Linked DNA regions of Mus musculus: all the other regions are linked to region 1. A link is a loop called in an ENCODE intact Hi-C map of the cell type or tissue named here. Cell type or tissue: left cerebral cortex. All regions are shown on one strand.

Region 1 (2,500 bases):
GTTGCAACTCTCTCTCCGTTTCTGCATAACTTCAGCATGCTTAAAGTTTCAAAAAGAAAAGCTTTGTTGTGCATACTAGTCATGCTCACAGTTCTTCGGGCACACACATGCCAACCAAACTTTTGGATAGCAAAGGGGAGATTGGCAGACTTACAGTCCAGAAAGCAGGAGAAAAAGCAACCGTGGTTTTCAGAAGAGATTATTCAAACTAAGGTGTACACATTCAAATTATTTCTCAAGCTTTTTCAGGAAAAGACAAACGAGGTGGAGTTATACTTACAAGTTTCCAGCAGCTTCAGTCCAGTAGCCAGCCCTTAATGCCTGCTGTCATCCGGATCCCAGGCACTATTTTGAAGTTCCTGGTCTCTCGATCTGGAGTAGGGCACAAAAGAAAAAAAAAAAAAAGATGTTAAGAACTTGAGAAGTGGAGACGGGTCAGACTTGTGTTCCCGACACTACTGTGCTACCAATGCCCACCCTGGAGGGTGGCGTTATCCGTCCCCCCCCCCCCCAATCCGGATGAGTTCCAGCGTCTTCAGCCTCGGTGTCTAGAAATGCAGTCGCCCCATCTCCAAACCGGATCCAATCCCCAGGGGTTAGTTAGTGACCCTGTACTGACGAGAGCGCCCTGGGAAGCCGGTTCCTGGGGGAAGCTCGAGTAGCCCCTCCGTTATACTCTCGGACCTACATCTTTCGGGTCTCCCCGGACCAAGGTACCTCAAGACAGTGCGTGTAAAGGCCAAAGGGGTAGTCCTTGTCCCCACAGACAGGCCCTGCGACCCCGCGGCCGCGGTCACACACAGTCGCCCATCCTTACCGAATTCAACCTCCGCGCGGGCTCCCGGCACGAGGCTGCCAGCCTATGAGGAGCTTGCTTACGCCCCCTTACCTCACGCCGCAGCCTCGCGAGACCTTGACTCCTGACCCGCCCTCTGTCTTGGGCCCAGAAACCGGAAGTCCCGCCCTCCGGTAGCTCCGGTTCCGGCTCAATCCGGCTCTGGCTCGCTCCGGCTCCGGCTCCGGCTTTCGACCGCAGCTCTACAGGGAGACCGCTGAGGAGACCCTGAGAACAGCCACAAGTGACTTGCCCAGGCCTTTGATCTCGAACAGCGGCATGCGATCACCCTTGCGCCTAAGACCACAGGCCGATTTTCGCGCTCCGCCCATGTCACCAGCCCGCCTCCATCCGTCGCTTAGACCACGCCTTTTCCTCCGGGCTGTACCACTAGCTCCTTCTTATGGGTGATGCCGTTACCATGGTGCCGAAGCCTGGCTGGGTCACGTCACGTCACGTCCCCTCTTTCGTTAGACTTTCTTATTGGCCTATCAGAGCTTGGCTTGAGAGCAAGCTATGAGCCCGCCTCTCAAAGAGACCTCTTTTCCCCTGCAAGCATATTTTACTGCTTTAAGTCTAAGACACCTCAGAGGTTCCCTAATCACCTACCGTGGCCTTCACCTTGGCCGCCCCTCTCTCGCCAGATCGAGTGTCTCTCTTGAAAAAGGATACCCCAAAGTCCCTCTTGAAAACAGTCCAAATTCTAGATGCTAAATAAATAAATAAATAAAAAGTAAAGTAATGACACTTTTATTTTTTCGTGTTTCTGCCAGTGGTAATTTATGAGCAGAAACCGATGGGAAACAAAACTGCTTGCCCAGTGGTGGGGTTCAGTGGTGGAACTGAAACCTCGCAATTCCTTTTCGTGCCTTTTTTTTTTTTTTTTTTTTTTTTTTGGTTTTTCGAGACAGGGTCTCTCTGTGTAGCCCTGGCTATCCTGGAACTCACTTTGTAGACCAGGCTGGGCCTCGAACTCAGAAATCTGCCTGCCTCTGCCTCCCAAGTGCTGGGATTAAAGGTGTGCGCCACCATGCCCGGCTTTTTCGTGCCCTTTTAATGAGACCTGGGGAGCCAACCCAGTGTTTCTTCCAGCCTCTCACTCAGCAGGCTTTAAATTTTAGACAGGTACGTGGAGGAAGCACACTGCCCTTCTAGTTCTTATGACTTTTTCTAGGCACCAGCTCTCCCTCATACTATGAAGCTCTCTAGACTGCACCACACTTTCATCTCTGCTTTGAAGCCCTCCACCCCTACCCCATACTCCGACATTACTCTTATAATTTGGCTCCCACAGAGACAATGCTAACCCAAAAAACTCTGAATGGGCACACAGGGAGGAAAAAAACCGTTCCATTCGCTCTTTGTTCCTACATTCAAAATCTGTGACTATATTCTGAAAGTACAAGAAGCCTGAAAGAATCTTGAAGTTCTTTGCTTCAAGGACAAGATAAATAAATAAAAAAAGATGTGATAAGAGACTGGATAGGTGGAACCAGTGCTTGGTAAGAGCTGGTGTGTTGATCCAATCGGCAGGAGTAGCTGGGAGCATGAAACCACTGGCCATTTCCATAGTAGTTACTACAGCCCTCACACAATCAAATTCTCAACAAATATTCACTGACAATATCGCCTTTTCATTTGTGTGGAGGGTTACAAGTTTCCCCT
Region 2 (2,500 bases), 100 kb after region 1:
CAATAGCAGCTTTGATTAGGAAAGAGGAGAGGGCATGTTGTCTCAGGTAGATGGGATGAACAGCTTGGGTGTGTCCTAGAAACCTGGGACAATCAGATAAAGCAGTCCAATGTTCTACAGAAAACTGACGTGTCAAGGTATAGACTCGATGATTCAGTTTCTACCTCCCCATTTCCTGAAAAGTTAAATATTTCCCAAGACTTGAAAAATTTTGCTATATTTTTATAGATACCTAAGACACCAATGTACATAACACAAGCATTAAAAATGAAAACACAGGAAAGCAACTTTACCCTTTATTGAAAATTGATTCTTTTCTCATAGAATACATTCTGATTACAGTTTCTTCTCCCAGCTCCTCCCCAGCTCCTCTCCACTGGGATTCACTCCCTTTCTGTCTCTCAGAAAAGAACAGGCTTTCAGACAGCAATTGGAGAAGCACAAGTCCATTGTTTCTCAACCCTGAGTGCAAATTCCCACTTTTTAATGTGCATTGAAAGCTCAAAAGAATATTTATTTTGATCACACTTTTATTAGTTCATCTTTGGCCTAATACATTGAAATTAGTCCTGGCAGATCAGGAAATGTCTCGATTCTCTTGTCTGGGCATTTGCATCCATGTTCCCTTTCCATGCAAATTTGATGGTGTGACATTCTAAAGCCGATCACTGATGAGAGGTACTTTCAGTGTCTATGTGCAGCAGGGCCAGAGTATTTGCCCAGTTCAAGTCATTTCATGGTAGACATCATAAGAATTTAGCTTTTCAATGTTTAAAATATGGAAGTCCTAGCCAGAGAATTACTAGGGACAACAGTTATATACAACTATCACTATTAAAAAACCCATACTTCACATATGGGTAAACCCAAGCTTAAGTGAAAACAATTCTTTCCTAAGATTCTGTGTTGCTTTTTCTCTGAAAGGGACCGGAGAAAGGAAACTCCTTTGTCATTTATTGATCTCTACTGCCACCCACTGGAAGAAAGGGCGAATGCTACCTTTAACCCTCTCTGGCAATAGAATATGCATGGTTCAAATACCCGAGACTTCCCAATAAAACAGTAAAAGCTAGAGTTGCCTACAAAATACATACAGTCCACACAAACCACACAACTTTGGGCTGTCTCCTATCTATAAACCTATCCTCAGGGCTCTTATTTCAAGTCATATCAAACCAAAGTGAAAGGACCGATGGGCCCCTGAAACAGGAATGGTTGCATTAGCACCTCCCGGGGTAGTAGATATGTAAATTCTTGGTTCTCATCCTAGATTTTCGAAATCGGAAACTCTTCATGTAATAGTCAGTTAAATCCATTCCAACCACCAAATGCGGATGCATGCTCACATTGGAGGGCAAAGACTTGATGGCCAAAACCCTTGGAATAGTGAGGAGGACTCTCCCATTTCCCTCTGCCCCCGCCCCATTGAATGGTGTCTTTCTTCTGAATTTGCAGTATGAATGGACCAACAACGAAATGTTCCTGTTCCGATCATCTGTTGCATATGCCATGAGAAAGTATTTTTCAATAATCAAAAACCAGACAGTTCCTTTTCTGTGAGTTGATTTGCTAGATTTTATTATTATTATTATTATTATTATTATTATTATTATTATTATTATTTGCTTTACATCCCATTATCAGTTCCCTCTCCTTCAAGTATCCCCTCACCCAAATCCTCCCCTATTTCCCCTCCCCTTCTCCTTTGAGAAGGAGGAGCACCCCTGGGTATTGCCCTGCCCCTGGCTCATCCAGTCATTGCAGGACTAGGCAATTTGCTAGATTCTGTACATAATAACTCCCTGCTCCACTACTCTAGAGCTTAAACTTTCTTCACATCAAATCAAGGAGAATATCCAAATATACTTTAGTTTCTGTATTTTTGAATGGAGATTTCACATATGTATATGCTGCGTTTTGAAGTTCTCTCATACGATTCCCACTGAATTCTTTCTTCTACTCTTACTCTTGTACCTCTTTTTCTATTGTTACCTTGTTTATTTGGAGTCTACTGATCTTAACTAGGGTTGCTGGCATAAGCATAGTCCAGAATTTTATTTGGCAACCAGGAATTTGGGTTCCTTTTCTTTTAAGATGCTTATGGTTTATCTTGTAGATGCTATGAACGTTGTTATTAAACATCTCTCTCTGTCTCTGTCCACTCTCATCTCTCTCATCTCACTCTTAGAAGTAAAGTAGAAAAAAAAAGAAAATTCTTTTCTTCTTGGAGCTTATATCAGGAGAGAGAGAGAGAGAGAGAGAGAGAGAGAGAGAGAGAGAGAGAGAGAGCTATGGAGGAAAACACACAATAGGACAGGGAGAGGTAAGAGGCTGGGGGAATGTTCAACTTTAAGTGAGTTAGCGATTAGAAAGGACACCACTAACATTAAGAAGTAGGGAGAGAAGCAGAAAAGCCAACAGTGCAGACAATGGGAGAAATTGTTCAGCAAGGGAAACAACAGGCACAAAGTCTAACGAAGTAAGAGCCATTGCATGGCAA
Region 3 (2,500 bases), 1.2 Mb before region 1:
AAAGACATATACCCCTGGCCCCAAACTCCTCTATGTAGCCAAATTTCTGAAGTCCCTGCCTCTCCCTTCCAAGTGCTGGGATCGCAGGCATTCATCACCATATCCAGTCTTATGTGGTACTAGGGACTGATCTCAGGACTTCAGTTTCTACTGCTGAGCTGCATTCTTCGTCTTTAGGTTTTTGCTTACTACTACTATTTTTCTTTTGTGATTCAGTGAGTTTATTGGTTCTGCTTAGAAATCACAGGTGAGATAAAAAGAAGGCTGGTGTGGTGGCACACACCTTTAATCCCAGCACTCAGGAGGCAGAGGCTGGTAGATCTCTGTAAGTTGGTGGCCAACCTGGTCTATGTGGAGAGTTTCAGGCTAGCCCTCTTTTGGTATGCAAGTGTACATACAGATTAAGTACTCATATACATAAAGTAAATAATTAAATCTTTTTTTTTTTTAAGAAAAGGCTAGATAACATCAAAGCGGCATCTTTCCCATTTCCTATAAATTCTCACCTAGTTATGGAAGATAATGTCATGAAAACCGCATCATGGAGTCCTCTCTTGCAGTTAAGCTTCCACCCCCCCCCCCCAGTCTGTACAAAACCGTATCTAGTATCAAACACTAATGTATACGTCTTAACCATAGATACCTATTGTCTTAGTTAGGGTTTTCCTGCTGTGAACAGACACCATGACCAAGGCAAGTCTTATAAAGGACAGCATTTAGTTGGGGCTGGCTTACAGGTTCAGAGGTTCAGTTCATTATCATCAAGGCAGGAGCATAGCAGCGTCCAGGCAGGCACTGTGCAGGAGGAGCTGAGAGTTCTACATCTTCATCTCAAGGCTGCTAGCAGAATACTCACTCCCAGGCAGCTAGAACAAGGGTATTAAAGCCCACACCCACAGTGACACACCTACTTCAACAATGCTACACCTCCTAATAGTGCCACTCCCTGGGCTGAGCATATAGGAACCATCACACCTATGATCAAGGTCTTTTTTTTTTTTTTTTTTAAATTTGGGTTTGATTTTTTTTTTTGAGGCAGTTTCATACTGTTGTTCAGACTAGCCTGGGATTCATTTATTATGTAGCCCAGGCTTGCCTATAATTTACAGCAGCCCTCATGCCTCAGCTCCCCAAGTGCTAGAATTACAGTAGGATGCCATCACTTCGGATTGTATACTACTTTAACTTATAAGTTGGGTATAATAAAAGGTTGAGAATAACAAGAAACTAGAACAATTGTAACAGCACATTATAGTGTAAGTTATTTAAAACGTATGCATTATCTACTTTCGAATTGTAAATTTAATAAACACAAACTTGCGGTAAGATGGGACCATCTTCGTGACCTAGAGGCAGAGTAAAAGGGAACTTCAAGTGGATGGGAGGATGCAGTGCCACAATAGACCACATGAGGGCAGGAATGGATAACATTTAAAGTCACGGTCACCTCCCCTCCTCCAGTGACAGCTATAAGATCCCCAATTGAAAAAGCACAAGAGGAAGCTGGGTTTGGGAGTTTATTATCCAACACTCCAGAGGTAGGGAAAAAGGTTGAACCTAGCCTTGGCTACCTATCAAGCTTTAGTCCAGTCTGAGCTACAGAGTTATGCTGTCACACCCCCCAAACTCACAAACAAAAAGACAAGACAGAAGAGGGCTAGGGATATATAGCTCAGTAGTAGAGCACTTGCTTAGCTTAGCATATGTGAGACCCTGGATTATGAATCCAGCACCACAAAAACACAAAGGACAAAATCCTTGAACATGTTTCCATAAGGTTTGATTTAAGTACAGACTTTTTTTTTTCCAGACAGGACATGCTATGTAGCCTTGGCTGACCTGGAACTCATGGCCTTGAACTCATGGAACTCCACCTGCCTCACTTGCCTCTATCTTGAGCACTGAGATTAAAGGTGATAGCCACCATGCCTGGTCAGTCTTTTAAATTTTACTTATTTTTGTGTGTGTTTGCTGTATGTGTGCATGTATATTTGAATACCCATGGAAGCCAGGGGCCTACATTGGATATCTTTCTCAATTGCTCACTACCGTATTGTTTGAGACAGATTCTCAAAGAACGTGCAGTTTATTGATTTGGTTAGACTGGCTGGCCAGCAAGCTCCAGGGATCTGCTTGTCTCCACCCCACACCTTCTCATCTGAATGCTGGGGTTACAGACATATACTGCTGTGCACAGCTTTATACCCAAGGCCTCATGCTTCCCTGGCAATCACATTAGTGACTGAACCACTGACCCTGTTTGTATTTATTAGGACAGTGTTTCTGCCTGTATTTCAAGCTAACCTTGGATTTAGTATGTAATCCAGGTTGGCTTGAATTTACAGCAAATTTCCAGCCTCCTAAACACTACTGAGATTACAGATGTGTCTCACCAAGCCTCCTTCCTCCTCTTCCTGCTGTTGATGCTGATGCTGTTTCTCCTCTTCCCCCTTCTCCTCCTCCCTCCCTTCCTCCCTCCATCTCTCCTTCCTTCCTTCCT

The links. A loop is a pair of places that touch in the nucleus more often than their neighbours do. Peaks named below come from ENCODE experiments on the same cell type or tissue, not always from the same donor. Only the 100,000 strongest peaks of a DNase experiment are listed, where the experiment ranks them.
Region 2: it touches region 1 in a loop (2.8-fold over the local background); 7 of 42 quality-filtered maps call a loop at or near these places.
Region 3: it touches region 1 in a loop (3-fold over the local background); 10 of 42 quality-filtered maps call a loop at or near these places.

Annotation. Positions count from the first base shown.
Region 1 is chrX:164,075,298-164,077,797 of GRCm38, forward strand. It overlaps Siah1b (siah E3 ubiquitin protein ligase 1B), which reads right to left and starts at 1,196. Exons shown (of 4, transcript NM_001308385.1): 1 at 890-1,196; 2 at 281-372. In left cerebral cortex, no CTCF peak of the experiment used is centred here; DNase peaks (open chromatin) are centred at 941, 1,260 and 1,867; H3K4me3 peaks cover 1,318 bases; H3K27ac peaks cover 805 bases.
Region 2 is chrX:164,178,969-164,181,468 of GRCm38, forward strand. Ace2 (angiotensin I converting enzyme (peptidyl-dipeptidase A) 2) reads left to right here. Exons shown (of 18, transcript NM_027286.4): 15 at 1,456-1,556. Among named protein-coding and RNA genes, the nearest start is that of Ace2, 40 kb to the left of the region's middle. In left cerebral cortex, a CTCF peak has its summit at 978 (motif pointing left); a DNase peak (open chromatin) is centred at 981.
Region 3 is chrX:162,914,460-162,916,959 of GRCm38, forward strand. The region is part of intron 4 of Ctps2 (cytidine 5'-triphosphate synthase 2); the gene reads left to right. Among named protein-coding and RNA genes, the nearest start is that of Ctps2, 14 kb to the left of the region's middle. In left cerebral cortex, a CTCF peak has its summit at 1,405 (motif pointing right); a DNase peak (open chromatin) is centred at 1,422.